2 separate regions of the Homo sapiens genome follow, and region 2 is linked to region 1. Evidence: chromatin loops called from intact Hi-C (ENCODE). Cell type or tissue: Caco-2. All regions are shown on one strand. Links, peaks and the distances in the headings refer to the core of each region. The heading gives the core; the rest is flanking DNA.

Region 1 (15,609 bases), core at 2,816-10,815:
TTCAACTCTAAAATGGGAACAATAATGGTACCTACTCACGGGTAACCTTTCAACCCTCTGAATTCCATTAGAGCAGATCATCTCTTCCTCTATAGACCACACAGGCAAAAAACAAGAAAGAGTAAAGCTTTGCGGGGACAGGAGGCCGGGCAGTCGGGAGACCCAGTCCCAGCGAGCATCTTCATTGTCCCCAGGGACCTTGCAGTTAGTGCTGTGATAGAATGACAAATGACTCCCCTCTAAAACCACTCTGAATAGTCAAAACAGCGAGTGTTAACCTGTGAGCACCAGGCCACACAGTGCACAAGCACAATGCAAGGGTAAAAGCCAGCCTGGCCTCTGCCCGGGTACTGCCATGAATGACAAATCGATGGGATCTGAATTAATGAGAATCACTGGACTCAGTCAGAAGGGACTTTGCATTCCTATAGATAGTAACGTCTCATCATTCCAATTTCTACCGAAAGTGGACATGAATGTAGATTACTCCCAGGTCTTCTGAGGCAACTGCTCAGTGAGAACAAGACTAATCGTTTACATTTGAAAACAATATGATTTCTATATTCCCATTTCCTCTCCTAGATTTTTCATAAGAATTCTGAGGTATCAGCTGATGTTCCAATTTAGAAAATGCATTTCTGTGCTGTTAACCAAATAATATTTACTTTCATGGTTAGTTCTTATAGATACATCTGCTTTAAAGTACAGCTATACTTCAACGAAGTGGACAGTAAATGTGAATTTCTATGTAGCCAATTTCATTATTCTCTGTTTACATAGAAAGAATGATAGATACTATATCAGTCTGCTTTGGCTAAGTTATGCTGCTGTAACAGACAACCCCAAAGGCTGAAAACAGTGGTTTATTTCTCATTCGCACTACATGGCAGCCGCAGCTGTTTACAGCCTGTTTTCTCCAAGATGCAGACTGAAGGAGCAGCCCCTACATAGGACACACCGTTCTTAAGTCAGGGAAAAACAAGAGACAGGGCCAAACACTCGCTTCTGCTCACAATTTGTTAGTCATAGCAAGTCATATGGCAGTGCCTAATGTCAATAAAATGGGGAAATATAATTTTTTCACAGGAGCTTCGAGTAAATCATTGAGAGCAACAATTTCAGTTTACCACAGATCGCCTCATGGTTTTGAAAACCAGTAAGCTGAGCTGAAAAATTTTTTGTGAGTTAGGTTTTGAAATGTGTGGTGTCATTAGCGTGTTCACCAAAAATTCCCAGCTTTCATCCTTTCAGACACGTATTAGATTGCATTTCCCTATTCTTGTTGAACAGGGCTATGCGAACAGTAGTCCCATCAATAGAAACATTAAGAGGTGAGTATCCCTCTGGTGGAAACTTTACAAGCCAAAGTGTGTTCCCTTCCCACTTCTTAAGGCTCTCGTGGAAGCACATGTCACAGAGAAGCTTCTGTCCTCCTGACCCTTGACTGGCTTTGAAGAGTAGACCTCAAGCCAAGTCCCATGTGATATACAGGATGACTGAGGAAATAACCTTATGTTGGGTTAAGCTACTGAAATTTGGGTTGCTTGTCACCAAGGTAAAATCTAGCCTATCTTGCCTGATATAAAATGTCACATTAACATTTTGACAAGTTGGCCATTGTATACTGCCAAGCATACTAGACTTGCCAGGAAATGAATCTGCAGCTGGCTACTTTGCAGAACTTCTCCTCTAGCTTTTAAATTCTTTCTTCACTGGTGAAGACTGAGATCAGACAGACTGAATTCAAACTCTGTCTCCACTCTTGACTATCCCTGTGATTGAGTATATCACATTCCTTACCTTCACAAAATCTTTTTTTCCCCATTCTGAAAAATGGGAATGATACTTGTACCTACAAAAAGATTCCACGAGATAATCATGCACATCCTTCACTGTGGAGCCTGGTGCGTAGTAGGTGCTCAATCAATTAAGAGAGTGACACTATGATTCTGTGAATCATACTGTTCTCATAGCTGTCATTTATTTCATGCCTAATGGATGCCAATTACCTTATTAGATGTTTTGCATGGATTATTTTAAATCTTCAAAGCAATTCTGAAATGTGGGTACCATTCCCATTTAACAAATGAGGAAGTTGGCTCTTGCAAGGGGGTTGGGAAGACAGTAACTTGGCCAAGGTCACCCAGCTGGTGAAGTGATGAAGCCAGGATGCAGTCTCAGGGCTGCCCCTTCCCCAGTCTATCTGCTCCAGTGCCCCTCTAGAGGAGCCTACACAAATCCTATGGCATGTTTGAGGAGCTCCAAGATAGTGGTTATTGATTCGAGTTCATTAATGCACCGACAACTATGGCTCAATGATATATAATTTCTTGATTACAGGCCATGGCTTCTCCACTGGGCTCCCCTTTCCTGACTGCAGGAGGCAGGCAGGAATGATCCAGTCTTGCATAACAGTTGGCATTGAGTCCCTTGAAAGGGCAGTCTAGAGGCTCCCACCCTCCAGTTCTACCCAATTCAGTGTTATCAGGTGACTGTGCCAGTTGAAGCTCTGGGTTAACCCCATCCAAAATGCCCTGGTGCCGTGCCAAGTATAACCCAAAGTGCAACCAAGTGTAACCCAAAGTGCGGCCAGCTGACAAACCCTTAAGGGAGGAAAAAAAAAAGTTTAACATTGAAAGGGAAAAATCAATTTTGACTCTGAATTCCCTGCCAGAAAGCACTATAATAAAAAGATATAGGCTTTGATCAGCCTAATTAAGCTCGGCTGGGGTTTCCATTCCACTGTAAAACACTCAACAAGACCCTTTTTGGAGATGATGATGATGATGATGATGATGACGACGACTCATACTGAGGCCATCCTAGGAAGATTTTAATTATTCATCTGCTAAGTAAATACATTTCCTTTTACATTTCCTCAAGCATGTTTTATATAGTGTAAATATTAATAGAAATCTGTGAAAGCGGACGGATAATGGAGGGCTTGATGAGTAATGGGATTAGAGGAGAATGTACAATAGGGGATAGCTGAGATGGCTAGACTGTAGAGACTGAGTCTAAAATAGACTAAGGCTCCATTCGCATTGGCCCAAAATTAAGTATGTTTAATACAACTTGGAAAGCTAAAGTAGTGATAAAAAGCAGGGCTTTGTTTGCTTAACATACTCAGTAATATGTACTTTATGTTTCCTCAAACAAAGTTGGAAAAGGTGTACAACCTCAGGGGAACAAATATGCTGCTGGTTCGTGATCCCCCTAGATGATGTTAAGGATTCGTGAGGTCCGACACGGATGGGTCAAGAGAGATTTTCAAGCACTTTCCTGGTCCCTCCAGCAGAATTTCTTTTTGTTCCCCCAAAGGGACCTCAGCATGTTCAGCATGGCCTGCAGACCCTGTGTTACCCCATACCCCCAAGGCTAGGGGAAGAGAGAGATCATATCTGTTAAGCCAACAACAGATGGGTCATGACTACAAATGAAAGGGAAGGCAGCTTGAGGGGCCACCCACAAACCAGGCCCAGCAGGGCAAGGCGGGGCTGGGTTCCAATACAGCTGCATGGAGTCACATCCTGGGTTTGGTGGATGAATTAGCAAAAGCCTCACCTGTGGCTGGATTTCTCATCCCCGACATTGAAGAGGCTCAGTGTGGGTACTTTGAGTTCCCTGTGCCAGCCAGGCAAGGTGTCCTCCACTACCACATTGAAAGGTAGAATGGCACAGTGGCGTTTCTGTCCTTGAGTGCAGTCTGACACATACTTGACCAGGTACAAGGAGCATCTCATGAACAGTGAGCACCCATGACCCAGGAAGGTGGTGGCCCAGTGGAGAGGGGGCACGGAGGGTGTTAGATGTTTTGTGCACTTGCCTTCAGGGGGTACCTGTCATATGTCTCACCCCAGGGTCTCTTCTTATAATGAAACGAAATCCACAGATGTAATATGAATTTAATATAAATGTTTAGTCTTTTTATCTTCCAACCCACCAAACTCTTGATTTCTACTTTCTTCCCTCTCTTCAGTCTTTCAACACCATCTCCCCCTTAGATAGCAACCTGGTCTCATGCTTAGTTGAGAAAATAGAAGCAATCAGACCGAACACTGGCATCTTCTCACGACCATTTCCACCACATACCTGGGCCTCTCCCTCTTTCCCATTTCTGCCACACACCTGGGCCTCTCCCTCTTTCTTCCCCCCTGTTGCTGTGGAGCCCTGTTCCATCAAGGGCCATCTCCAACTCCCATTCCCTCAGCCTACTCAAAGACTTTTGGACTACAACCATCCTCTTTCTTTCCTCCATCACCAATTTTTCCTAATAGTTCTATTTCCATCAACATCAAAACATTCCCTAATATCCACCACCTCAAAGAACAAACAAAGAAAAACAAAACTATACTTCTTTTGGTGCCATGTCCCTTTCTAGTAGTTTCCCATTTCTCAGCTCTCTTTCTCTCAGGACTTCTAGAAAGAATCACCTGTCCTCTCCTTCGCCACTTTCTTACTTCCCATCTCAAATGGGCTTCCCTTCCCACCACACCACCAAAACTCACCAACAACGTCCATCCCGCCAGATCCAAAGACCACTCCACTGTTCCTGGGTTCCCTGGCCTCTCCACATCATTAGCGCACTTGACCGCAGCCTCCCTCTCCAGCACTTTCTTCCTTGGCACTCATGACTCCCCTACTGCTTTCCCTCCTACCTCAATAAGAGTGCCTTTCCATTCTCTTCTGCAAGCTATTCTCCTCTTCCCAAAATGCCTCAGAGCCTATTCCAACCAGAGTCCTGTCCCCTACTTTCCTTCTCAGCGACTTCAGCCCTTGTCTTTAATTACCATCTTTTTCTATGTGACACTAAATTTCTATCTTCAGTACTAACCTCTCCCCTGAGCTCTGCACTCAAAGATTTAAATGCATACGTGGCCTAACAAGCTTGTACAACCAGTATGGCCAAAGCAGAAGCTAGAGATTTCCCAAGTCCTCTAGAGGCTGTTCGGCTCTTCATCTTCCCCAGGGCCATAAATGTTATCCTGAGCCATACTGTGACTCAAGTCAAAAACTACAGCGTCATCGGAGATTCATCTCAGTCCCTTACCATGGAAATCCTATGGGTATTACTTCCAAAATATGTCTGTCTCTATGGCCACCATCCCAGATTAAGTTGTCATAATGTGGAGGCCGTGACGTTCAACTGGTCTATCTGCTAATGACCACGCTACCAAAGTTCACTTGGCACAGAACAGTCAGAGCTTTTTTTTTTTTTTTTTTTTGTGAGACAAAATCTCACTCTGTCATCCAGGCTAGAGTGCAGTGGTACGATCTCAGCTGACTGCAACCTCCGCCTCCTGGGTTCAAGCGATTCTCCTGCCTCAGCCTCCCAAGTAGCTGGGATTACAGGCGCCCACCACCACGCCCAGCTAATTTTTGTATTTTTAGTAGAGACGGGGTTTCACCACATTGGCCAGGCTGGTCTCGAACTCCTGACCTCAAGTGATCCACCCACCTCAGCCTCCCAAAGTGCTGGGATCACAGGCATGAGCCACCGTGCCCGGCCCAGAGCACTCTTAGTAAGACATAAATCAGAGCAAATCACCTCACTTGCTTAAAACCCTCCAGTGGATTTTCACTGCACTTGGAAAAATCTTTGGCCTATAAGATCCCCCTGGCCTGGCTCCTGCCTGCTTGTCTGCTCTCACCTCCAACCTCTTCCCAACTGACATGTTGCAGCCACATGGGTTTCCAATCCTGAGCACAGAGATCTTGCTCAGGAGGTCTTCTCTGATCACCCAAAAGAAACTAGCTCCCTGACCACTGTGCGTCATACAATGCTGTGTGGCACTCATGGCCAGCTGACATTATGTCATTAATTTAATTATTACCAATTAGAATGTAAGCTCTGTGAGAGCAAGGCCTTGTCTTGCTCATTGCTATCCTCTCAGTACCCAGAGCAGTTCCTGGACCACAGCGGGCCCTGGATACATAGGTACAGAGAGAATGAAAGGAGGAATAAATGAGTGAAATCTCCTATGTGGTCACAAACCAGACTGCTCTCTTAAGCACATAGAAAAGAAGTCTTGAGTCACTTAAAATTGCCACACACACACACACAAAAAGTTAACCTGGTCTTGGTCAAACCTGAAGCCTCTACCTTCTGGCAATGGGAATAACTCCAGGCAACCAGTTCCAACCGCCTCCTCCCTGTCTCCTTCAAGGTTCCCTTCCTCCACCTGCAATTCAAAACCTCGGTGGTTCCCCAGGGCTCTGTCCTGCACCCTCAATGCTTCCCTTCTGCACATTTTCCCAGGCAATCTCTTCCTGCCTCTGGGCACCACCTCCGTCAGTATAGAGGTAGTTCCCACAGGCACAGCCCCATGCCTCTCTCCTAAGCTACAGACCCAGGCAGCTGTGTCCTCCTGGGCATCTCCATTGGGGTGGCTCTCAAGTCCCTAAAATATAATGTGTCCTAAAGTCAGATTTGCTTCCTGTCATGCATTTCATATCTTGATGAAAGGAACTTTGTCTCCCAGGTGCCCAGGTCGGAAATGACCTGGCCGTCATCTTGTGCTCTTCCCTCCCACGTGCTCCACAGCCCAGCTATTCCCATGGGGCTGCTGCCAGACCATAGGCTCTCTTATGCAAATGAGCAAAAGGCATCCCTCCTCAAGACACTCTACTGCCATCTGCTGGGAAGTCTGTGGAATAGGTCTATATAGCTGTACCCCTAAGATGTGGTGAGTTGTGCAGTGTACATCCTGCACAACCATATGAGGCGGCCCTGGCTAAGCTTGTCCATTCCATCTTGTACCTGTCTCTAGTACCCAAACATCCTTTCCTCTCAGGGGCTTGGCCGCTGCCCTGGTTCATGCCACCAAGCCCTCCTGCTGGACCATTACCATGCTCCATACTGATCTCCCTAAATGTAGTCTCTCGTTTTTGCAATTCCCTTCCTCATCATTGTCAGAATAAACTTTGTAACATAAAAATCTCATCCCCTCAACTCCCCGGTTCAGAGATTCTCAATAGCTTCTGAGGAGCTAGAGAATAGAGACCAACCACCTTTGCCTGTCACAGACATGGCACCTCTCCAGGTGTCCTGTCCTTTGCCCCACTACCTCCATAGGCTGCAGACGTTCCTGAATATGCCATGGATTATTTCAACCCTGGCCTGCACATGTGCTGTGACATCGTCTCTGCCTAGGATACCCTTTTCCATTACCTTTCCAATAACTCCTGCCCACAAATCTCCCTGCAAATGCCACCCCTATGGAACCTTTCTCAAAAGTCCTCCCTCTGCTTCTGCTGAGTTTCTGCAAATCTCCATGATGTTTCATGGGTGACTGACCACATGTGGGTGTCCTCAACAGACTACACTTTTGAGGATAAAGATTATGCCTTTTTTTTTTCTGTTCCCAGAAAGTAACACAATCTGGCACATGGTCAGTGCTCAATAAAAAGGATGAAAAAAATAAATGATTTTTCTAAAAATAAGGTGTGGCCTTTCTAAATATGTCTCAGACCCTCAAGAGTTTCCTTTCCACCGGACGCTATGTAATCTGGGCTCTACCAGTTGTGGGCAACATCTGGCTTCCCTATGAAGGCTGTCATGTCATTTAATGTAAAAATTAAAGACACATTTTACTAAGAGTCTATTCTATAGGTTCCCCTCCCACCCAGTATTCACCACACATCTTATAAACTCCATCTGACATAAATACAGAGAGTTTAAAGCGGACATCCAAAAAGCAAACTTGTCCCCAGATTTCAGTCTCAAAATCACACAAGAGACTCAAGAGACTCTGCCAACTAGGAATATCCCTGTGCCCCTTTTTAAAGTGGGTCTAGTCCAACAGAGACTCTCCAAGGCCAGGAGATTGGACTCCAAGAGCAGCCATGCCCCAAGGCTTTCATGCTACCTAATTACATGCTCAGGGACTCCCTTTGATGTTATCCGATTTCCCTGGCAAATCTCCTCCCCTCTGCCAGAGGAACAAGCTGGCTCTCAGAAGAGCAAAACATGGGAAGGGTGATCGCTTTCCAGAAGTTTCTAATTAATATGAATATGAGGTATCCATATCAATAAAAAATGCTCTATCCCTAAGTATCCCTTCCCCCTGCAGTAATAGAGGAGGAGTGGGAAGGATGAGCCTCCAAAACTATGCAAAAGGCCTTTTGAAAGGTAAAAACTCAACAGGCAAGGGGGCCGAAGCTGAGGTGTACTCAATCTGCAGGCAAAGACCTTCCAGAACCTTCCATGTGCCTGGCATTGTACAAAGATAAAAAGGACAAAGTCCTGCCCTTACGGAACTGGTATTTTAGAGCAAGGATTAAGCAAAGAATTTCCTGTAAAAGGCCAGATTGTAAATATTTCAGGGTTTGTGGATAGTCTCCGTCACAACAGCTCAACTCTGCCATAAATTGTGTTTATGGACACATATCATTTTCACATGTCATAAAGTATTATTCTTCACTTTGGATTTTTTTTTAACCATTTTAAAATGGCAAAATTAGCCAGGTGCCGTGGCTTACACCTGAAATCCCAGTACTTTGGGAGGCCAAGGCAGGAGGATGGCTTGAGCCCAGGAGTTCAAGACCAGCCTGGCCAAGATGGTGAAACCCCATCTCTACTAAAAATACAAAAAAATTAGCCAAGCGTGGTGGCACACACATATAATCCCAGCTACTCAGGAGGCTGAGGCATGAGAATCATTTGAACCCTGAAGGTAAAGATTACAGTAAGCCAAGATCGTGCCACTGCACTCCATCCTGGGTGACAGAGCAAGACTCTGTCTCAAAAAAAAAAAAAAAATTACCTGGGCATGGTGGCGCTCGTTTGTGGTCTCAGCTACTAGAGAGGCTGGGGCAGGAGGATCAGCTGAGTCCAGGAGGTCGAAAGGCTGCAGTGAGCTATGATGGTGCCACTGCACTCTAGCCTGGGCAACAGAGCGAGATCCTGTCTCAAACAACAACAACAAAAGTCAAAACTATTTTTAATTCTTTCCTCACATAAAAACAAATTACAATACAATATGGAATGGAATCATATACATAAGAAAACATTTTCGATGAGGAGGGGAACAGCAGGAAGACCATGAGCCCCCCTCCCGCACTCCCAGCCAGAACCGCTCTTCGAGTGGGCACCGCATCATCACTGCCAGGATGCAGCAAGGGCAGCCCCCGCCTGGAGAAGCAGGGCAGCCAGCATCCATTTCTCCTGGACAGGCAGAAGTGGCCACAGTCCATGAGGAGATGAGATCATTTGCATGTGTATTTGCATTTGCATTCTCCCTGGATGAGAAAATAAGGGGGAGATGAGGTTTCCTGACCTTTGGGAGGAAGATAAAATTGAACTTCTGTTCAAAAGCAGAGATCCCGCAGTAAACAGTACTATTATTAACATTCTGTTTTCAAAGAAAATGATAAAAGAGCATGAGTGTCTTTGTTTAACGAGTGTTTGCACCAATGCCCCCATTTCCTTTTGGGCTTGCTCTGTCTTTCTTTGGGTGAAAAGTACTCCCACTACTTAAAGTGTCCCAACTCCTCACACCGACATTTATTCTTATCATAAATGCATTTGAACGTTAAAGGTCCCAAACTCCACCCACTCCAAAAGAGACTCTCTTTGTGCAAACTCCTCTCTCTCCCACCCCTATTTGCCTAGGAGACTGAGTGTAACTTAGAATAATGTACCATCAACAAATATAAATCACACATCCACACCACACAACCTTATCCTCTCTCAGGCGATTGTGGAACACTGTCTATGCAGAAAGGCACCATTAACAAACTCTTTGAAAATGCATCCAATCACACAGATCAACTATTGCCAACATGGCCCCCAAGGAATATTGTTTGAACTTTCTCATCACCAAACCAACCAAATGTGGTTGGTGGGAAGCCCTCACAAAGACCCTAAGATGTGGTTTGGCTTAATTCCTATCCAGCTGATAGGCAGGACCTTGGATCAGAATAATTGCAACAAACGCTTGAGTACCAGTAGCACATATGAAATTTCTCAACTCAAAGTCGTTTTCTTCTAGAATGGATTTTCCCTGGAAAACACACATTGGGAATACTCAGGTTCTTCCCGGCTTGCTTTGTTCTCTGTCTTTCCCACCCCACTTTCTATGGCTCCTTTCCCCCAGCCAATCGAAATTCTTCACACCCTGTAAGGTCCAAGCAAGCTCTGCCTCTTCCATGAGGCCTCACAGGGTTCAGCCAATCCTGTGCTCCCTCCTCAAACCAGTTTAGCTCTCCCCAGCAAGGGGAGCACCCCATTGGCCCCTGTTCTGTTTCCTACTTCCCCCATGTCAATGACATTTCTCCAGGCAGAATTAAGCCACACGGTGGTCAAACAATCGTCTTATGGTCTTCTCGCTCCCTCCTCCCCTTGGCACCATGCTGAGCACATGAAGACCACAGCACCTGTTGGTGACAATTTAGGGAGCCTGTCAAGATACCTCTTGGCCTGACTGTGGATCCAAACCACAGGAGAGTTCATTGAGGACAATTTGATGAGTGAATCTGGCTACAAAAGCTCAACACAGCTAACTCATTTCAGATCATGAAATTGATCCTGTTCGCCATGCTACCTCAGGAGCTAGGGGCAGAAGGAATGATCTTCCACATTTTACCACATCTATCATTCTCTCTAGATATAGACACACATGTAGATGTATGTGTGAATGCATGTATACATGTGAGTTTTTTTAATCATTTGAAAGTAAACTGTAGGCATGATGCAGTTATGTAAAAGTGAAGACAGTCTTACAAAACCACAGTGTGATTTTCAAAATCAGAAAATGCATATTGACATAATGCTACTATATCTAATCTGATATAGTAGCATCTGCAGACTTGATTCAGATTTTGCCAATTTTTCCAACCATTTCTTCTTATATTCTAGGAAATCCCAGGTCGTACTTTGTTGTCATGTCTCTCAATCTCATATTATCTAGTGGAATTCTTCTGTCTTTCCTTATCTTTCATGACATTAATTTTTTGAAGACTATAGAGCAGTTATTTTGTAGCATGTGCCTCAACTTAAGGTTTTTAATGTTCTTTTCATGATTAGATTTAGGTTATGTCTGTGGGGCAAGAATACAAAGTGGTGCTGTGTCCCTCCCAGTGCATTATATCAGGAGGCACATAAGGTCAGCTTTTCCTAATTTGAATGATGTTAACTTCTATCTCTGGCTCAGGTGGTGTCTGCCAGGTTTCTTAACTTTAAAATTACTAGTTTTCACCTTGTAAGAAGTATCTCAGAGCAGTTACTTTGAGGCCATGTAAATATCTTATTCCTCCTCAAACTTTGCTTTTAGCATTCATCGATAATTCTAACCTGAATCGGTTATTTCTACGATGGTTACCTCTGAATGCATGGTTCTTTCTACATTGATGTGTTCTCTTTCAGCTATAAGGAAGAGCTTTTCCCCTCCCTTAGTTATCTATTGATCTATCTATATCAGTATGGATTCATGGATTCCTCTTGTATTCAATGAGTTATAATCTGCTACTGATATTATTTGTGATGCTCACATTATCCCAGATCTGGCCAGTGGGATCCCTTTCTAGTGGCTCTTTGCCCTTTGAACATAATCATTTTGTGTGTTCTTCCTTTTTTCTGGCACAAAAAGATGTTACAGGCTCACCTTGGACTTTTTCAGCTCCAGCTCTGGAGTCAGACATTTCTCCAAAGATTCCTTGTTCCTTTTACTAGGGAATGGTCTTTAGAAGCCAAGACATAGGCACTTGGTGTACCGAGAAGATATTCATACCAGGTCCCTCCATTTACAAAAGAGGTCGGTTCTAGCCCAGCTTAACTGGCTGCTAAGTACACGTATCTGAACTAAACTCATAGCTCAAAAACACTGCCTTCCAGAAACTGTCAGGGAGAAATCCCAAGCTCCTCACTCCAATACTTACCAGCATGTTGATCTGGAGTGAAAACATGTAGGGAGGTCTGCATAAAGTCACAGCTCCTGCATTCTTCCAGAAGTCTCAGACCCAGCTCTTAACACCTGCAGGAGGATCAAAGAGCCACCCTACACTTAGAAGCCCACTACTTTTATTGAGCTGCATAATGTAAAAACCAGCCCTGTGAAACTGACCCTGTGTCTGCTAGAAGGTGGTGTTAACTTCCCCACCAGCTGCCTTGTTGCAAACTCTCTGGGGAAATTTCTTCATGTCACAGCACTAAGAATAGTTGGACTTTTGCTTAGCCATTGATTTCCTTTTATGGGATGGACACTGTTAAGTTCTGTAACAAGCCAGGTCTCCCTTGTGGTTGCAACAATGCCTGGAATCAAATTTATTGGGCATGCAGCAAGATTGTGCATCATTATGGTGTGCATGCTCACTTCATTCCTGGTGCTTTTTAGGTCCCTACCCTAGGGGCTACTCTCTCCATAGCACCACCCCTGAAATTGGCTGTGTTATATGCTGTGTATATTAGTCAGCTCAGGCTGCCATAACAAAATATCATAGGCTAGGCAGCTTAAACAACAGATATTTATTTACTAACAGTCTGGAGGCTGGAAGTCCCAGATAGAGGTAGCTTGGGTTCCTGGTGAGGGCCTTCTTCCTAGCATGAAGGCCTTCCCACTCTATCTTCACGGGGCCTTTCCTCTGTGCAGGCACAGAGAGAAGGAGCCCTCTTTTGTGTCTCTTCTGGAACTACTGGATCAGGTTCCCCACCTGATACAATACAATGAGTAGACAGTGGGACGTTTCACCTTTGGGACCTCCTCTAAGTACAGTCACATTGGGAGTTAGGGCTTCAGCATAGGAACTTGGGGGGTGCACAATTCAGTCCATGACATTACGCAAAGTACTTCTATTCTTCTTGGACCAAATCAGAGCAATAATAAAGGGACACAATGTTTTCATCATCACTAAAAGTCTGTAGCCTCCACATAAGTTCCCCGACACACCGCTGACACCTGGAATAGAGAACCTGACTTTTTGCAGACTAAAATGTTGTAAGGGCCACACATGTAGCTTGATCAATGGTGCTTTATCTAAAGTTATGTAAGGCAAAATCCCTATATGTAAAATGTGGCTTCTTATTCCACAGTCAGGCAGTATTGAAAGATACCAAAAATGCTAACAGTACTCTTTCTCCAAAGCTGGCCATGCCCCTTCTCTATTTGAACGTGTGAGCTTGTCCTCGCTAAAAGAACCATCAAGGTGGAGGAGGTCAAGGGTCTGAGTGAAGGTGATGGGAGGCTGTCCTGGTGAGAAGCACTAAGATAAACACACAGCCGGCCATCCATGGGTCCAATCGTCACCTCCACAGCAGCAGAAAGTGCCTTCAGGAAAACTCAGGGCCCACAGGTATCTGAGGCTGCAGTGTGGGGAACACCACCTCTGTCCCAGGAGGGGCCTTTCTCCCTCCAGAACCTTCTCAGCACTTTCTTACTTCCCACGCCCCTCTGGCAGGAAGGCACCATTTGCCCGGTGGCTGGCACAACACAAAACTGTTAGACAAAAAGGCTAGGGGATTAAATGTCAATGTTTAGATAATCAATGTAAAGAAGTTTTATTATATTTGTTCCAATGTTTGTTTTTTTTAAAAAAAAAATGGTAAATAATTGAATGAAGATAGTGGGCACATGGAAGAAATGAAAAGCGTGAAAAGTATTTCTGCAGGAATGAGTTCAGGTTGAGGGAAGAAAGTGGGTACCGCTGGAGGGAGGGCATGAGGAAGCCAGACTACCAAAAGGTAACAGTTCTATGAAAAACTTCTTTATAATGATTATCAAAGTGTTACCATTTAATCTATTAGACCATTTGTCTGTGGGCCTGGGGAGCTCTGTTCTAGCTCATCCAATAGTGTTTCTGCTTTTATCCCAAAATCACGTATCAATTTTTTAAATTTTCACTATGTTGTATCCCCCCACCCCTCCCACCTCTCTTCCTGCCCACTCTCGTCTGAGAGGATCTAGGTTCTCAGGGGCGAGCACCTGCCTGCTAGAGAGGCCCAAGGGGCGTACGGTGGCCCCTGCTTCTCTCCCGGCTTGTCCCAGATCCACACAGCCCACCTTGAGGGTTTGATTTCCTGGTTCTCCTCCAGGATTCTGTCTTATGGACTCATCCGCCGTGGTTCATTCCTGCATACTCCTTCATTCTGCAACTCAGCCAATCCCTGGGCCCCTCCTTGTGACAGAGAAATTTAAGACTCCCATCCTCCAAATGGTGATGTGAATCAAGAGATGGCAGAACTTACAGTCTTGCTTATGTGGGCATTGAACGAGACATTGCTTGGATGTTGCCTAAAACATCAGTTCTACCTTCAAGTGGCAAGAAAACATAGCACTTGGTACCATCTATCTCGAAAAATTAAGACATTTAAACAGGTCATCTGATGGATTTCCAAGTTGGATTCATGTTTTTAATTTCCTGCTGTCAAAATAGAGGGATGTTTCCCTCTACCCATTAACCATTTTTAATAAAAGCTTGAAAACATGATGGAACATACACAGGGTGCGGCAGTCACTAGTGACACTTTGTAGAAGCTCACTTACAGAATGAGTTTCTTTGTGGCTCTTGTCAACCCAAATAAAGATTTGCGTCAAAAACTGTCCCTTCTTGGTATCTATGTTAAGAGTAAAGCTTAGCATATCTAATGCTACCCTTTCGCTCTAAGTTTAATGAAATAACCATTTAGGTGAGGGGAGTGGCCTTAGAAATTTGGGCTAAATCAATGGTTCCTTGGCAGATCGCTGAGTAATTTGTGGTTATCAATGGAAACATTTTGTTTGTTAGAGAATGTCACATTGTCAATATTCTATGTCTCTTTGAAAGTGAATTTGAAGGGTTCTGCCATTTTCCTGATTCACTCCAAAGCCAGAACCTAAACTCTATTTCAGAGAGCAGGAAGGCCCCAACCATTGGGCCCCAACATCCTGGCAGAAGAGAATGTTGTCTCTCAGGCCAGCACATGTCTAATCAAGACACGGTTCCTATTGGCCCCCCACATTCCCGTCAGTTTCCAAATTGTTGCACTAAAATGGGGCTTGGGATAGAGGCAACATCCTTACAGCAGATCAGTGTGGGAGCTGGGACTGGCACTGCTGAGGAGAATATATTGATTCTTCTGTCTACTTTAAATCCACACACTTTAAGTACCATTCACACCCCTAATGCTGCTCCTTGGAAATTATTCTGAAGGAAAAAAAAAATGCATTGCCTTTTTTTCTCAAGGGTAAAGGGAGAGGCAGTTGAAACACAAATATTAAATGGGAATTTGTCTGCCACTCTACGTTTTTTGTTTTTTGGGATTTTTTGGTTTTTGTTTTTACTTTAAGTTCTGGGATACTTGTGCAGAACATGCAGCTTTGTTACATAGGTATACATGTGCCATGGTGGTTTGTTGCGCCCATCAACCTGTCATCTAGGTTTTAAGCCCCGCATGCATTAAGTATTTGTCCTAATGCAATCCATGGAAATGGACACACATATCAAATTCCACTGCCTCAAACCCCAAATGACTAAGTGCTGGAATGCCACGACATCCCAAACTGCTTGAAATAAATGGGCCATCAGCTGAGGTTAGAGAAACCTTTTTTTTAATTATACAGCAAAACGTCTCAAAAAATATGTTTGATCCAGAGTGGTGGATCATAGCAAAAGCACATTGAATGAATATGTTCATGT
Region 2 (15,609 bases), core at 2,828-10,827, 50 kb before region 1:
AAAGCATTTTGTGGGAATTGGATTTCAAGTCAGAACCTGGGCTCGAGCCAGCCAGTGACTAGGCGTGTGGCCTCATGCAAGTCAAAATGGTGTTCTCTTCTCCGTAATAGGGAATGATTGCTTTGGCAACAAATGAGATCAGCACACTGTGAGGGAGTGCTCACTCCGGGCTGGAACCATCATGCTGTGAGGGAGTACTCTCTCCAGGCTGGAATCTGTGAGGGAGAGCTCACTCCGGGCTGGAATCATCACACTGTGAGGGAGTGCTCACTCCGGGCTGGAATCTGTGAGGGAGTGCTCACTTGGGCTGGAACCATCATGCTGTGAGGGAGTGCTCACTCCAGGCTGGAATCATCACACTGTGAGGGAGTGCTCACTCCAGGCTGGAATCATCACGCTGTGAGGGAGAGCTCACTCCGGGCTGGAATCATCACACTGTGAGAGAGTGCTCACTCTGGGCTGGAATCATCACACTGTGAGGGAGAGCACACTCCAGGCTGGAATCATCACACTGTGAGGGAGTGCTCACTCCGGGCTGGAATCAGTGAAGGAGTGCTCACTTAGGCTGGAAACATCATAGCTGTGAGGGAGTGCTCACTCCAGGCTGGAATCATCACACTGTGAGGGAGTGCTCACTCCAGGCTGGAATCATCACACTGTGAGAGACAGCTCACCAAGGCTGGTACCATCACACTGTGAGGGAGTGCTCACTCCAAGCTGGATTCTGTGAGGGAGTGCTCACTCCAGGCTGGAATCATCACGCTGTGAGGGAGTGCTCACTCCGGGCTGGAATCATCACACTGTGAGAGAGTGCTCACTCTGGGCTGGACTCATCACACTATGAGGGAGTGCTCACTCCAGGCTCGAATCTTTGAGGGAGTGCTCACTTGGGCTGGAACCATCATGCTGTGAGGGAGTGCTCACTCTGGGCTGGAATCTGTGAGGGAGTGCTCACTCCAGGCTGGAATCATCACGCTGTGAGGGAGTGCTCACTCCGGGCTGGAATCATCACACTGTGAGAGAGTGCTCACTCTGGGCTGGAATCATCACACTGTGAGGGAGTGCTCACTCCGGGCTGGAATCTGTGAGGGAGTGCTCACTTGGGCTGGAACCATCATGCTGTGAGGGAGTGCTCACTCCGGGCTTGAATCTGTGAGGGAGTGCTCACTCCAGGCTGGAATCATCACGCTGTGAGGGAGTGCTCACTCCAGGCTGGAATCATCACGCTGTGAGGGAGTGCTCACTCTGGGCTGGAATCATCACACTGTGAGGGAGTGCTCACTCCAGGCTGGACACTCCACTCGGTGCTTCACAGGGTTCACAGTTGCAAAGCAGGAATGCAGTGTGAATGCTGGGGCCAGGGTGGAGACCAGCATAGCGGGGAGATGTCAGTGCTGCCTAAGGGTTGGACCCCTCACCCAGACTGCGCCTCTGTTTCCACGCACGTCCCCTGCCTTCTCCCAGGCCCCCACGCCAGCCCTGCTCCCACCACCCATTCTCTGACCGTGGGGTCTGTGGCCCACACTGTCTTCAATGGGTGGTTCCTGCTCTCCAGGTTTATCATAAAGGAATATCCAGGCATTTGTTTCTGACATGGAATGAATGGTCATCTGTGGTATTATTTCTTTTATTTGCATCAGTTTTCCTACTTTTGTTGGTTTTTAATGAAGGTCCAGCACAGGTCCTAAAGGAGCCACAGACACTGAATCAAGGGCTAGGAGCTTGGCGGGCAGGGAAATCCCACACAACCCTTGTGCCAGCCTCCAAGTGGATGCCACCAGCCCTGCTTTACAAACGAGGGTGCTGTGTCAGCGTCCATCCATCCACAGAACCTGGAAGAGCTTTCATCCAAAAGCATCTAGAGGAAGCTAACCCATTTGGTGTTGATTTTTCTTCTCAAGCTCTGAGCATTTCGAGCCACCGAATAAAGACTTCACAAAGTGCCTGCATTCCGCATTTAGCACTCACACAGCATGGGGCTCTCCAGAAGTCAGTGGCTCCACCAAAGGCCAAGGTGCAGTGTGAGATGTGCTTGGGGAAAGGGGCAGCCTCCACTCTGCTTGGCACAGCTCCTGCTGCCTGTACCGCACCCTCGTATCCATCCTTCTCACCCGGAGGCTGGCCCATGGTAGCACCCACCTCACCCCTTCATGGCTTCTCATGATAGGGTCAGGAGCTCAAGGCAACTCAGCCATGCTCCCTTGCTGGCTAAACACAGAGAGAGGACACCTTTTCTGTTCCCTCAATTACAAATACTTAAATCATGGATAATCCAGGCTCCTCTCTTCCTTCAGTTGCCCCTCATGGCAAAGCACACACAGATTTGTTTCCCTCAACTAGTCTGCCTATTTTCAAGACTAGCTGTTCTCTCCTGCCTTTCTTTTTGGGTTTTAGTTTTGTTTTGGTTTTGACTTTGAATTCCAGATGAAACACTCTCAGGTAACATTTGAAGATTTGCAGGACTTAGGATAACAAAGAAAGTCTCAGGAAAGAGCCTTCTATCCCAGGGGCATAGCTTTTTCTTGCCTTCTTTGAAAGCTTTTGCATGTGTGTTTGTGTAGTTGTTTTTTTCTTTTTTTTTCTTTTTTCATTTTGCCACTGAACATAGATGTCCCAGAAATAGACAACCAGAAGCTATAAAAGTCAGCCAAGTTCCTTTTGATTCTATTTCTTCTTTATTGTAATTTCTGTTCCTTCCACGGTGCTAGAAAATTCTGTTTATCTTGACTCTGCATCCACTAAGACACTTGCAAACTTCTTTTCTAAGATTTAGAACTGGGTCTCGCTCGGGTCCTTAAGGAATTAAGACTTCTTTCTCAGGCCAGCTTCCAGAGCCTGTGTTTTATCATTGAACACATCCTGGAGTTGTCTAGAGTTTGTCATTTTGCTACCTATTGAGAAGCTCCACCCTTCAGGGACTTCCAGAAGCCCAGCAATACCTCTCCGGCTTTCTGTCCAGCTGCACTGCGGCTTAGCCTTGCTTACTCCTCAGCTCTGAGACGGTGCCTCAAGTCCTAGGAACAGCCCCCAAAAGGGAAACTAGCCACTCCTAATCTTAAAGGAAGAAATCCAGGCCTTTCTTCCACCATCACAAATATCTTAGGCAGGAAATGTACCGAAAGTGAGGACTAAAGCAAACCCAGCCAGGACACCTCACCCAACAGCAACATATTACCTCTCCTTTGTGCTGCAGTTCCTGTTTGCAAAAACCTTTCACGCTCATTAGCGTTGGAATCTCACGTGACCCTTCTTACAGGTAAGTCCATTGAGGCTCATGATGGCATTCAGTCCATTGTCCCGGATCAGCTAGAGCCACAGGAAATAAAGACACAGTACGTTTCTTCTTTCATTTTAAACCTTCACTTATTTCTGTAACCAAGTGACATTTGTGGGGTGTCTACTAAGTGTCAAACCCTAGAAAGACACATCAGTTCATACCACAGGCTTCAAGCTATCATATCCAACTCTGTGTTCTGCTAACAAACTATGGAGCTAGAAAAACCCTGATAAAAGCCCTTTCTCCTTATTCAGAAATCTCATGGTTTCTTAGAAAGTCGGTTGCATTTTGCTCAAGCAAGCGGCACTTGAGATTCACAGTACTTTGTCTCCTTGAGGTCTCAGAAGCCCTCCTTTCTGGGGAAGCCTCATTGTTCTAAAGATACCAGGGATGCAGCTTCCCCTAAAGATGGGCCTTCCTTCCCCTAAAGATGTCCTTCCTCTAGTAATGTGTGTTTCATTTGCCAAACCTGGAGAATGAGCTGGCAGGTGGCATCCAGGTTTAATTATTAGCTGGTTGCAGTATCTTATGTGTGGCCCAGGCCCCAGATGTCTTCAAAAATTCAAGAAAACTATCTGCAGGCATGTTGTCTTTGATTTCAGACCCCACAAGGAAGGCACCCCGTGCTCTAAAGAGTCAGGCAGCACATGCTCAAGGGCCCAGCCTTGTTCTCAATGTAATAGACCTAGCCAAGGAAAATGAGAGCATCCCATGGGAATGAAAGGCATAGTGTCCGATGTCTCAGAGACCAAGGAGTGTAGGGACTGGGACCTGCCCCCTGCCTTGAAAATCGGGAGGGTCCTGGTGATTCTTTTGAGTGTAGTCTCTTACTCAGCAAAGGCTCGCCTATAAAACATAACATTAGTGACAGCGTTCCCTCGATCTGCAGGTAACAGGCACTAACAAATATGAAAAGAAAAAGAGAACAGAGAGCCATCCAAATGCATGCTTTTTTAACCTTTTCGATTCCAAGTGGATGTTGACCTGCTATCTCCAGACTGCCCTTTGCACAGTAGGAGCAGAACCAGGCTAAGAGCGTCGTGTTCCTTGGTGGTTGCCAGGCAGCCTGCTGTCCGGCTCTCTAGATTCAGCTCTCCGTTTCTATTTTGTTTCTAAGGCTGGGATACGTTCTTGATGTGCGAACAGAACACTCTGCTGCCCTTTGCAATTTACGCCTGGTTGAAGTTTCTCACATCATAGCCTATCTTCATCAGAGATCTGTGTTTCCCAGGAAGAAACGCAGACATGCCTTCAAATGTGCTGATCCCAGGGCACTAGGGGACGTTCAGGATCACAGCTGGCCCCCAAGTCAGGAAATACCATCTGGGCCCTGTCCACTCACTCGGGTTGTTTGACAGGTTCAATCCGTGCTTCTGGTCACTCTAGGCATCCAGAAACCCCTGCAGATTTGCAGAGACCAGAGCTGCCTTTCTCAGCCCAGCTGCACACGCTGCAGGCATTTGCCACCCTGTGCACATGTCTGCAAGCACCTTTCCATGCGGCCGTCTCGCCCACCCTCAGCACTCAGTCCCCAGCTCCGAGGCCTTCCCTGTGTTCCCTGCCCAGCCCACCTTGCCCTCTTCACTTCTTACTCTTGGCAGCCCTTGTCTTTTCTCTCACTTTGGCTACTTAATATATAACACCTTGGACACCTGTGTGTGGATTTTTCTGGCTTTTCTAACTCCAGTATGAATCCCTTCCAGGGCAGGGGCAGAGCCTACAGTTTACAGAACCCCTTGGTTTCCCACAGCACACAGCATCCTACAGTCACAGGTCTTCCTTCTGTGTCATCCACACCAGCCTGGCTCTGGGACCCAAGAAGTGAAATTTGGGAATGAGGCTCCTCAGGGTTGCAGGAAGAACTAGGGGCTGCCTTGGGTCATGAGATTTGTTTGAATGTGTCTGGGGCCGCCTAGCCAGGATTCCTGGGAACTGAAGCCTCATTTGTCCCCAGGATTTATGAGCACGGTCACATTATGGTGACCCTGTGGCAGCGTGTCTGCCATGTGTGGGACCCAGCACCTCCCTCTCTATTCCTCTTTCTGCCTGCATTGTTTCTCCTCTCTTTCCCTCTCCTTAAAAGCTTCTGCTTAATGCCTTCCCTCTGTATTCCTCTCGGCTTTTGCTGCTGTTGGCTTCTCTATTTAGCTCATATTCAGACTTCCTGGGAGAGAAGGTTTGACTGGGTGATCCAGCCGCCATGTGTATAGAAATCTACTGGGCAGAGCTTCATGTCAGACCACCTCCTAGGATGCTGGTCAGCCTGTTGCAGCTACCTTTTTGGTCAGGTGTCCACCTCTGGTCCAACCAGCTGTGATCAGTGTAGCAGGGCCACTGGGGCTGAATCAAGGCAACTGATCCTGGAAAACCCCTCCAAAGCATGGCTGGCCCTGGTGCCCAAGGTCTCATGAGGACACAGAGCAGCCCGCCTTGACCTACAGTGCTTCTCCACCTCCCACTGGGTGAACGACAGATCCAAGATTCCTGAAGGCTCTTCTTTAGGTGACATAGCTATCAGTAGTCATCAAAGGCTGACTCAAATCTGCACAGTAACAAGATTCTGTACATTGTAGATAGCTTTCCATCACTGCCCATTCTTTAACTGTTCCTAATGCACTCTTCCAACTTAGCGTTTCATTAATCCAGTGGAAATGTCTTCCTTCTCTTTCATTCATTCATTCAAACAATCACTTATCAAGAATGCATTGAGGAATTATCATATGTCAGGCATCGTACTAGGGCCTGAGGACACACAGATCAAGAAAGCACAGCTTCTATCTTCAAAGACCCCGAGATAGGGTGAAGGAGCTTACACTACATTGGTTTGTGATGAGTTCATCATTCTCCCTTCTGGTAAGAGTGTGGGAATGTTGTGAAAGCTGGCACAATCATACATAGAAACTAAGTACAAAGTGCCCGGATCACTTTTGGTCAGGACCCTCCTGTGATACCATAAACATCACATTTAGAGGGGGAACTCACCCTCAGAGTTGGAGCATCCCGGGACAACTGAGTTTCTTACAGCCTCGCAGTCTGCTCATACTTCTCATGCCTCAGCAAGTACATTCCTCTAAACACAGGAATGTTGAACCTTGCACTTCATTCCCAGGGTGCTCTTACGTATGAGTGTGAAAATAGGCACATAATACTGATAACAATAAGCGTCCCACCTCCCGTTTGCTCTCCCTGGTCCCAGTGTTAGCACACAGAGGGATGGGAATGAGCCCATGCTCCTTAGCAGGTCAGCAGGTAACACTCTCCATGTTTTGCTACTAAAATGCTCAGCAGTCCAGGGCAGTGCATGCTACAGCCACATCGTGAATTATTTTAGGCATAAAATATTCCAGTGAGAGATTGGAAAATTAGCAGATTCTCATGAGATTAGGGGCAAAGGCTACTGCATTTCTCTCTCTGTGTGTGTGGCCCTCTCTTGCTTTCTCTTGGCCCTGCTTAAGCAAAAAAATAAAAATCAGTCCATTCCTTCAGCACCCTCAAAAATATTCCCTACTTCATTGTTTAGTGGTTTATTCAAAAAGACATCATGGAACTCAAATACATTTGAGATTCTCTCATTTCAGAGGCCTTGTAGTTTGTGTAGTAAATTTTGTTTACCTTAACATATAACAAAGGTTTTTTGAGTGTGTAACCAGATAGCAATTTCAGGTAGGCTCCCATTCTTACCAAGTTTTAGCTTCTAATAATAATATTGCATTTTTTATTATTATACTTTAAGTTGTGGGATACCTGCGCAGAACATGCAGGTTTGTTACATAGGTATACATGTGCCATGGTGGTTTGCTGCACCCATCAACCCGTCATCTACATTAGGTATTTCTCCTAATGCTCTCCCTCCCCTAGCCCCCCACCCTAGACAGGCCCTGGAGTGTGATGTTCCCCTCCCTGTGTCCCCATGTGTTCTCATTGTTCAACTCCCACTTATGAGAGAGAACATGTGGTGTTTGGTTTTCTGTTCCTGTGTTAGTTTGCTGAGGATGGTGGTTTCCAACTTCATCCATGTCCCTGCAAAGGACATGAACTTATCCTTTTTATGGCTGCATAGTATTCCATGGTGTATATCTGCCACATTTTCTTTATCCGGTCTATCATTGATGGGCGTTTAGGTTGGTTCCAAGTCTTTGCTGTTGTGAATAGTGCTGCAATAAATATGTGTGTGCATGTGTCTTTATAGTAGAATGATTTATAATCCTTTGGGTATATACCCAGTAATGGGATTGCTGGGTCAAATGGTATTTCTAGTTCTAGATCTTTGAGGAATCGCCACACTGTCTTCCACAATGGCTGAACTAATTTACACTGCCACCAACAGTGTAAAAGCGTTCCTGTTTCTCCACATCCTCTCCAGCATCCGTTGTTTCCTGACTTTTTAATGATTGCCATTCTAACTGGTGTAAGATGATATCTCATTGTGGTTTTGATTTGCATTTCTCTAATGACCAGTGATGATGAGCTTTTTTTCATATGTTTGTTGGCTGCATAAATGTCTTCTTTTGATGTGGCTTTATGCTCTGCTACCAAAAAAGCAGCAAGCATTTTTTTTTAAATGCCTTTAATCCAAATGTTTTATCCTGCAGATAAAGGTTCAGGTCTGTGACTTTTTAGCCCAGCTCTGACCTCTCATTAGATGTTTTGCAGATAGTTGGTTTGCACTGGCTTGGAGCTTTCTTGGCGACGGTGCAAGGCAGGCTGCATAGGTATGATTACTGCCCTTTGACGAATGTCTTGAACCCTGGCACTTTGGCTCCAAAAGCAACACCTTGTCCTTCTTTCCATTCAGCCTCAATAGATTATGTCCCTGTGTTAAGTTAGAGGACTTTCCTGAGACCGTTTTTCAACCTCCAATATCTTTTAGATTCAATCCTTAAGCTAATAGGGTAGAAGTTCCTTTGGATCATGACCCCAAACATAACTTTCCTAGCTCCTTGCTAAAATTTTTAACCACAAATGGATAATGTGCCTCAACATGAAGCCCCCTTTACACTGCAGTCTAAATCCTCTTGGAAAGGGTCTGGGACAGCCACAACATAGGCACTTTGTCTCCATGGCAGAGAATGACAGCCGGGCTCCAGGTATGGGTGCAATACAAGTTGCATCTCACACCATCTAGTGACAAATCCAGTCCAGGTGGATTCATTGAGCAGTCCCTATGGGGCTCCCTGCATGGTGCCCCATTCTGTCCACGAGCGGAGGGTGTGTCTTCAGGCTGTGCTGGTGCTTGCCTGGCCTTGCCCACGCGTACTTTATTCTCTACTCACCTATGTCCCAAGCACAGTTGCTTCAGGCTGTGCTACGGGCAAACACCCGGCTTCCTCGAAGTGATGCCAGTGCTACTTCCTTCTGCCCCCTCTGAGCAAAGATGCCCTCGAGACCAGCTAGAAGGAAGTTTGCATACCTGTGGCTGTTACCCCACCTGTCACCTGAAAATGACCCCATGCCCCAGCTCAGAAGTTAGAAATTGACCTATACTGCCTAAAATTAGTGTCTCCCATCAAAAAGTGTGCATGCATAGGTGTGTTTATTATATATAAATATGCACATTGTACACAGATACATACACACATGCATACACATATACATCTAGATGAAATGTGAGCGTTAAATATCTACTGCCTACTCCAGGTTGATAGCTCTATACCTATTAAGACAGCACAGTGCAAAGACCACTCTGGAATGCCTCATATGTAGGTCTCTCCCACGGTTTTGTTCCTGGACTCTTCCCTTGTCATTGCAGCTTCCTGGGCTCCCGAGTTTTGCGGGGATAAAACCTCCGTAGGGCAACTCAGACCCCACTAGGTTTGTCCTTTGTGCTACAAAGCCAAGTATGAATTTGCATAAAGTGAACAAAAAGTAAATTGCAAGCTCCTGGAGCAGCTGTCAAACCTCCACAAAGCCTGTTGGGAATTTAGAGCCAAGGGGAGAAGCGGAAGACCCAGGCAGTTACTGGAAGAACCTGTGGCTTTGAAGCGTTCCACTAAGACTGGGGCTTTTGCTTATGAAGTCTTCCACTTCCTATCACCAGAATCCTTCATATTGCCACATTCCCACTACCACAAAACCAAGCTCTGAGTCAATGGAAAACACTGTTAAGACTTCTAGAGATGGATTCCTAACATCCATTTCTGAACTCTTCTCTCCTCCCATCCACGAACCATGGATCCCAGTCCTCACCCACCCACTCCTACCCTGTTCCAAACACAACTGAAAACTCATCTCTTTTATGAGCTTGCTCTGACAAGTGCAGTTCTGCGGCAATTAACATATTCTTTTAGAAAAATCTTGATGAGCAGAGCAGCTGTGAATCTGCTCACCACCCTCAGGTGCAAGATACATCACAACCCTTAATTTTCCTAGATCCAATTAAACTGGCTCTGAGCACCTGCTGTCCAGGGTTGGAAGTGTTCACGTATCCACCATTATTGAGGGACACCACCCGTACCTGGGGTTGTATAAATGGCCCTAGAAACTTACACTGTCCATAAAACGTGTGGAGGGGTTTCTGGTCTTGCTTCTGACTAAGTCTGCACAACACATTACAAGTCACAAGCCTGTGGGTACATTTCCTCTATATCCAGGAAAGCCATGAGACCATCACTGGGTCTCCAAGGTCTCAGCCCTGTGACTCAGTCTCCAGGCACCCCCATATTACCCTGTGTTAGTTTCCTTATGCAGCTGGAACAAACTACGATAAACTTGGAGGCTTAAACAACACAAATGTATCTGGCAAGTCTGCGGGTTAGAAGTCTAACTCAGGTCTCACTGGGTTAAAATTGTTTTCAGCAGGACTGCATTACTGCTGCACCTTCCAGGGGAGAATCTGTTTCCTTGCCTTTCCATCTTCCAGAGGCCGCCCACAATCCTTGTCTCATGGCCCCCTCCTCCCCCCTCAAAGCCAGCACCATGGGCTGAGTCCTTCTCACATTGCCATCTCTCTCGTTCTCCCTCTCCTGCCTCCCTCTCCCACTTAAAAGGACTCTTGTGATGACACTGGGCTTCCCGGATAATCCAGGATAATCTCCCCAGTTGAAGGTCAGCTGATTAGCAACCTTAACTCCAACTGCAACCTCGATTTTTCTTTGTATAGTGGAACATATTCACAGATTCTGTATATCAGAAAACCCAGCTCACTTCTGCAGGTCTTAGGGGCCCCTCCCTTTCCCTAGTAAGGCCTTTGCCAGCTTTTCCTAATAAAAATCCCAAAGCTTCATCCCTTTGGAGCAATCCAGTGCTTTGCCTACCACAGCCAAGGCTTTGGGAAACCAAAGACCTTTAAAGAACCTCCTCTAAGGCAAGGCATAAATCCCTTCTGGCAAGACACAAATCCCCTTCTGGCCCTCTCCAAAGGGGGCAAAGAAAACAACTGCCCCTTTTGGGGTGGGAAAAAACAGATCATTTCTCAGTCATCCTTCCTACACTTGTGTCTTTGTGTCTGCTGAACCCTGGCAGGGCGTCTTTTCCTCTGCCTCCATTCCCCTTCCTCTCTTCATGCATGTGTGGGCCTGGGACCACATCCTGTACTTCTGGAAGCTTCCAGCAGGGCTCACACAGTGCTCTGCACACACATTCAAGTGTTCCACTGATCTTGCACCTTATGAACAAGGCTCCAAAAGTCAGCAAAAATATCAGCGAATATAAGGCTTTGCCATCAATTCTAGTAGCTGGAGCACTTAAAACTTTTGCTTGGGATTTATTTGGATGGAATGCTAGAGCTCAAAAGAAAAAATCCACTGAGCAGTCAGAGTGGATAAAGGACAATTTACAGAGTATGTAGAAGTTATAGACTCCCATTCCAAATGGTCAGTCTTAAAGGATCTGAAATTACCTATTCATTTATTCAAGAAAAATTTCTTTAGCTCTTGTTATGTGCCAGGCACTGTCTCAGTGCTGGGTTTAAGGTCGCAGGAGACGTCATGTTGTCTTTTTCTTTTCCACTGTTTAATCAGAGGGGAATTACTCAGAGTCAAGTGAGTATCATGGAGAATACCAGCTTTAGAGGTCAAACACCCTAGGCAAGTTATGGAACTTTCCAGAAACTCCTCTCCCCTATCTTAACAATGGTGATAAAAACGACATTTGTTCACAGCCTTTTGGAGAAGACTGAATTGTATACAGAGCACACTCAGTAAACACCCTCACCTCCCTTCCCCTCTGCCTCAGAGATAGGCCCAAAGCAACCCCAGATCACCAGACAGCTGGAAGAATGAAGGAAGTGGGCTCTCTTGCAACCTCATGATTTGTTACTCTGTTCCCCAGATCTGGATTATCCCTGGGCCTTTGATTTGCTACCTAAGGACTGCCACTCCTGCTTTCCTTAACCCGCTCCCACCTCACCCAAGACAGTTAGTCCACCATCTCCCCATTCCCATCTGCTATGGACTGAGTTATGTTCCCCATAAATTCATATGTTGACATCCTAATCCACCATGTGATGGCATTTGGGAGTTGGGGACTTTGAGAGGTAATTGGATCCTAAGGGTAGGGCCCTCAGGATGGAGTCAGCACCCTTATAAGAGAGATCACAGATAGAGTTTGCTGTCTGCCATGTGGGCGTGAATAGGTGGCCTCCTGCAAGCCAGGAAGAGAGCCCTCATTAGGAACAGAACCGGCCGGCACCTTGAGCTTGGGTTTCCCAGCCTTCAGAACTGTGAGAAACAAAAGTTTGTTATTTAAGCCACCAGTTGGTGGTACTTTGTCACGGCTGCCCCAGCGAACACACCGTGATCCTGGAATTGCCTCCGCTGCCCTAGTGGGACGTGTGTGCTCCTGTGTTTTCTTCAAGGCTGTGAGACTTGAGGGCAGGGGCTGCATCTTTATTCACCCCTGTACCCAGCTCTTAGCACAGGATCTGGCACATAGCAGGTGTTCAGTGTGTATAAATTGAATTGAACGGGAATCTGCCTACTCCTGTTTTGTTTACCTTTGCTGCCGTAACAAATTACTGAAAATTGATTGGACTAATATCACAAATGCATTGACTTAAGATCCTAGAGGTCAGAAGTCCAACAGGAGTCTCACTGGGCTAAAGCCAAGGTGTCATCAGGGCTGTGTTCCTTTCTGGAAGCTCTGGGGGAATCCACTTCCTTTCCTTTCCCAGATTCTACAGGCCACCTGCACTCCTTGGCTCATGGTCCCCTTCCCACATCTTCAAAACCAGCAACCATGGCCAGGCATGATGTCTCACCTCTGTAATCCCAGCATTTGGGGAGGCCAAGGGAGGAGGATTCACTTGCACTGAGGAGTCTGAGACCAGCCTGGGCAACAGAGTAATACCTCATCTCTGCAATAAATATAGAAATAAATAAATAAATAATACATAACAAAACTAGCTGACTATGGTGGTGCACACCTGTGGTCCCAGCTACTCAGAAGGCTGAGGCAGGAGTATCACTTGAGCCTGGGAGGTCAAGGGGCTGCCGTGAGCCCTAATTGCACCACCAAACTCTAGCCTGGGCCACAGCAAGACCCTGTCTGTCAAAAAAAAAAAAAAAAAAAAAAAAAAAAAAAAAAAAAACCAGCAACGTTGGGCTAAGTCCTTCTTATGCTACTATCTCCCTGGTTCCCTCTCTTCTGCTGTCTCCCTCTTCCACTTTTCAGGACCTAGGATAATCTTCCAGCTGACTGACAACCTCCATTCCATCTGGAAGTATAATTTCTCCTTGACATGTAACATGCATATCCACAGTTCCCGGGATCAGGATGTGGGCCTCGTTGGGGCCATTATTCTGCCTACTATATGCCATATAAAGAGGTTTGAAAATAACCTCCATCCTAATTTGTGATTCCTGCAACTCAGTGAAATCCTTACACACCCCCCACTGTTGCCTTCCCTATGACACATACTCCAAATAAGCCTGGTCTCTAGACTTGAATATCTCAGGAACATCTGAAAAACATTGCATAGGAGATAAATTACCAGGCCTGCCAAGCTTCAGTTATTGCTCTCTGATCCTTAGTTCAGCAACTACTTAATCTCCACTTCTCTTACTTGAATTATTACCATCAGTGAAAGATGGTGTTTGGGGACAGGCTGTGGAATAAGGATTCTGCCAGTTTTGTTGCCCTTTTCTCCTCCTCCCAAGAGGACATGGCTTGGTGGGTTGGAAATCCCAGAGGAGACCCGTTCCTAACCTGAGCTTTTCTCTGTCTGGACCTCTCATTCTTTCTGTTTCCAGGGCATTCCAAATCATGTGCATTCCTTCCCAGTCACCTCTCAGCTTATCTCATCTGGAAAAATAGACACCTATACTATCCATTTTTTTTATTTTATTATTATTATACTTTAAGTTTTAGGGTACATGTGCACAATGTGCAGGTTTGTTACATATGTATACATGTGCCATGTTGGTGTGCTGCACCCATTAACTCGTCATTTAGCATTAGGTATATCTCCTAATGCTATCCCTCCCCCCTCCCCCCACCCCACAACAGTCCCCGGTGTGTGATGTTCCTCTTCCTGTGTCCATGTGTTCTCATTGTTCAATTCCCACCTATGAGTGAGAACATGCGGTGTTTGGTTTTTTGTCCTTGCGATATACTATCCATTATTGATAGAGTAGTGTGGCTCCCTTACTGATTTGGGGAAGAGTGAATTTTTCTCCAAAAAGTTCAAAGCATTTTCATGAATATAACATTTCACTCCCCACAAAAATCTTCGTGGGATTATAAATAGGAGGTATGATAATGGAGGCAAAGTGTGTAGAAGTATTATTGACCATATTAAAAAGTAATCGCTGAGGGGTTTTTTTAATGGTGTAAGTGGTTTCCCCATGGAAAGTAGGTGTTTGTATCTCTGTCTAGTACTGTCATAGTCTTTGTTTTTTTAGCTTCTGTAACAGAATACCGCATATTGGGTAATTTATAATGAACAGAAATTTATTTCTCACAATTCTGGAGGCTGCAAGTCTAAGATGGAGGGGCTAGCATCTGGAGAGGGCCTTCTTGCTGCATCATTTCATGACAGAAGGTGGAAGGGTAAGAGAGGGTGAGAGGGAAGAAAGTAAGAGAGGGGCCAAACTCATTCTCTTATGAGGAGCCCACTCTCTCAATAGCAGCATTAATCCATCCGTGAGGGGGGAGCCCTCGTGGCCTAATCACCTCTTAAATGTTCCACCTCTTAGTACCATCACAGTGGCAATTAAATTTCACATGAGTTGTGGAGAAGACAAACATTCAAACCATGGCAGGTACCCAAACAGCAAGCTGACATACAATCAGGGCATCTACAGATATATATGTATCACACACACACATATACACACGCATACACATGCACACACATACATACATATGATTGCATCCACCCAGCACCTCATTTATTCAGGCAATGTCTCCTGAGCCTCCACTATGTCTCAGGTACCATCACAGACACTGGGCTGGGGACAAAATGAGTAAAGCATAGTTGCTTACCTTGAAGATTGAGGGTCTGTCAGGGAAGAGACATGAAAGCCAGCCACTGTCATCCTGTGGGCTAAGTGCTGTCCCAGAGGCAGGCACTGGGTGGTGAGGACAGAAACTAAACATATTGGGAGCTCTCTGGCAGGCTTCCAGGGAAGGGCAAGTCTGAGCTGACTCCTGAGGATTTCGCTAGTCTATGGGGGCTGAGGAAGAGCCTGGGAGACAACAGAGGCAACATGTGGGCACACATCTGCAGGAAGGAGCACAGTCCTTAGAGAATCCTGAGTTCCCCCAAGTGCAGAGAAGAGATGGAAGGTTTGGAAGAAGAGGACACATCATCAGTGGCCCAGAGAGCCTTGCTGGGAGCCTGGACTTGATGAGCAACCACTGAACAATTTAAAGCAGGACAGGAACTGATGGAATCTGAATTAGAGAGAGCCCAATCTGAAGCTCTGTGAGAAATGAAGTGGATGTTGGCAAGACTGGAACAGTGATCTAGATATGGTGACTGCCACAGCAACCCCAGTGAAAACTGATGAGAGGGCTACAGAACGCTTTGTAGAGGATGGCCACTCATGTATGAATGTGTCAATGCACAGAGAGATCTCTGAAAAGATGTTCCTGGAAATGTCAACAATGGTTACCTCTGCTGGCAGGATACAAGGTGTTTTTCTTTTTAATATTTTTCTGGGTTAATTAAAATGTTCTACATGAGTATATACCATCTTTATAATCCAGAACAACAACAACAAAAAAAACAGTTAATTAAAAACTGACCCTGAGATTGAATACAGAAATGGACAGTGGCCAACCACATATAAAAATAGCACTTGGACCCACAGCCTGCAGCCACCTGCCCAGGAAACCAACTGCTTTTCTACAATAAACAACCCAGGAAGCCAGCCTGTTGTAAGTCAGCCTTG

Evidence for each region. Hi-C counts contacts between places; a loop is a spot of excess contacts. Peaks named below come from ENCODE experiments on the same cell type or tissue, not always from the same donor. Only the 100,000 strongest peaks of a DNase experiment are listed, where the experiment ranks them.
Region 2: a loop joins it to region 1, with 3 times the contacts of the local background. A loop is called at or near these places in 4 of 110 quality-filtered maps.

The regions. Positions count from the first base shown.
Region 1 is chr21:37,691,851-37,707,459 of GRCh38, reverse strand. All of the region lies in intron 3 of KCNJ6 (potassium inwardly rectifying channel subfamily J member 6), which reads left to right. It overlaps KCNJ6-AS1 (KCNJ6 antisense RNA 1), which reads right to left. Exons shown (of 8, transcript NR_183540.1): 2 at 8,766-8,905. Among named protein-coding and RNA genes, the nearest start is that of KCNJ6-AS1, 180 kb to the right of the region's middle. In Caco-2, for the core only: a CTCF peak has its summit at 6,624 (motif pointing left); a DNase peak (open chromatin) is centred at 6,569.
Region 2 is chr21:37,742,267-37,757,875 of GRCh38, reverse strand. The region is part of intron 2 of KCNJ6 (potassium inwardly rectifying channel subfamily J member 6); the gene reads left to right. LOC101928368 (a long non-coding RNA gene) reads right to left here and starts at 6,339. Exons shown (of 4, transcript XR_244309.5): 1 at 6,260-6,339; 2 at 3,176-3,306. RefSeq lists an enhancer at 1,675-2,522. In Caco-2, for the core only: no CTCF peak of the experiment used is centred there; DNase peaks (open chromatin) are centred at 6,055 and 6,415.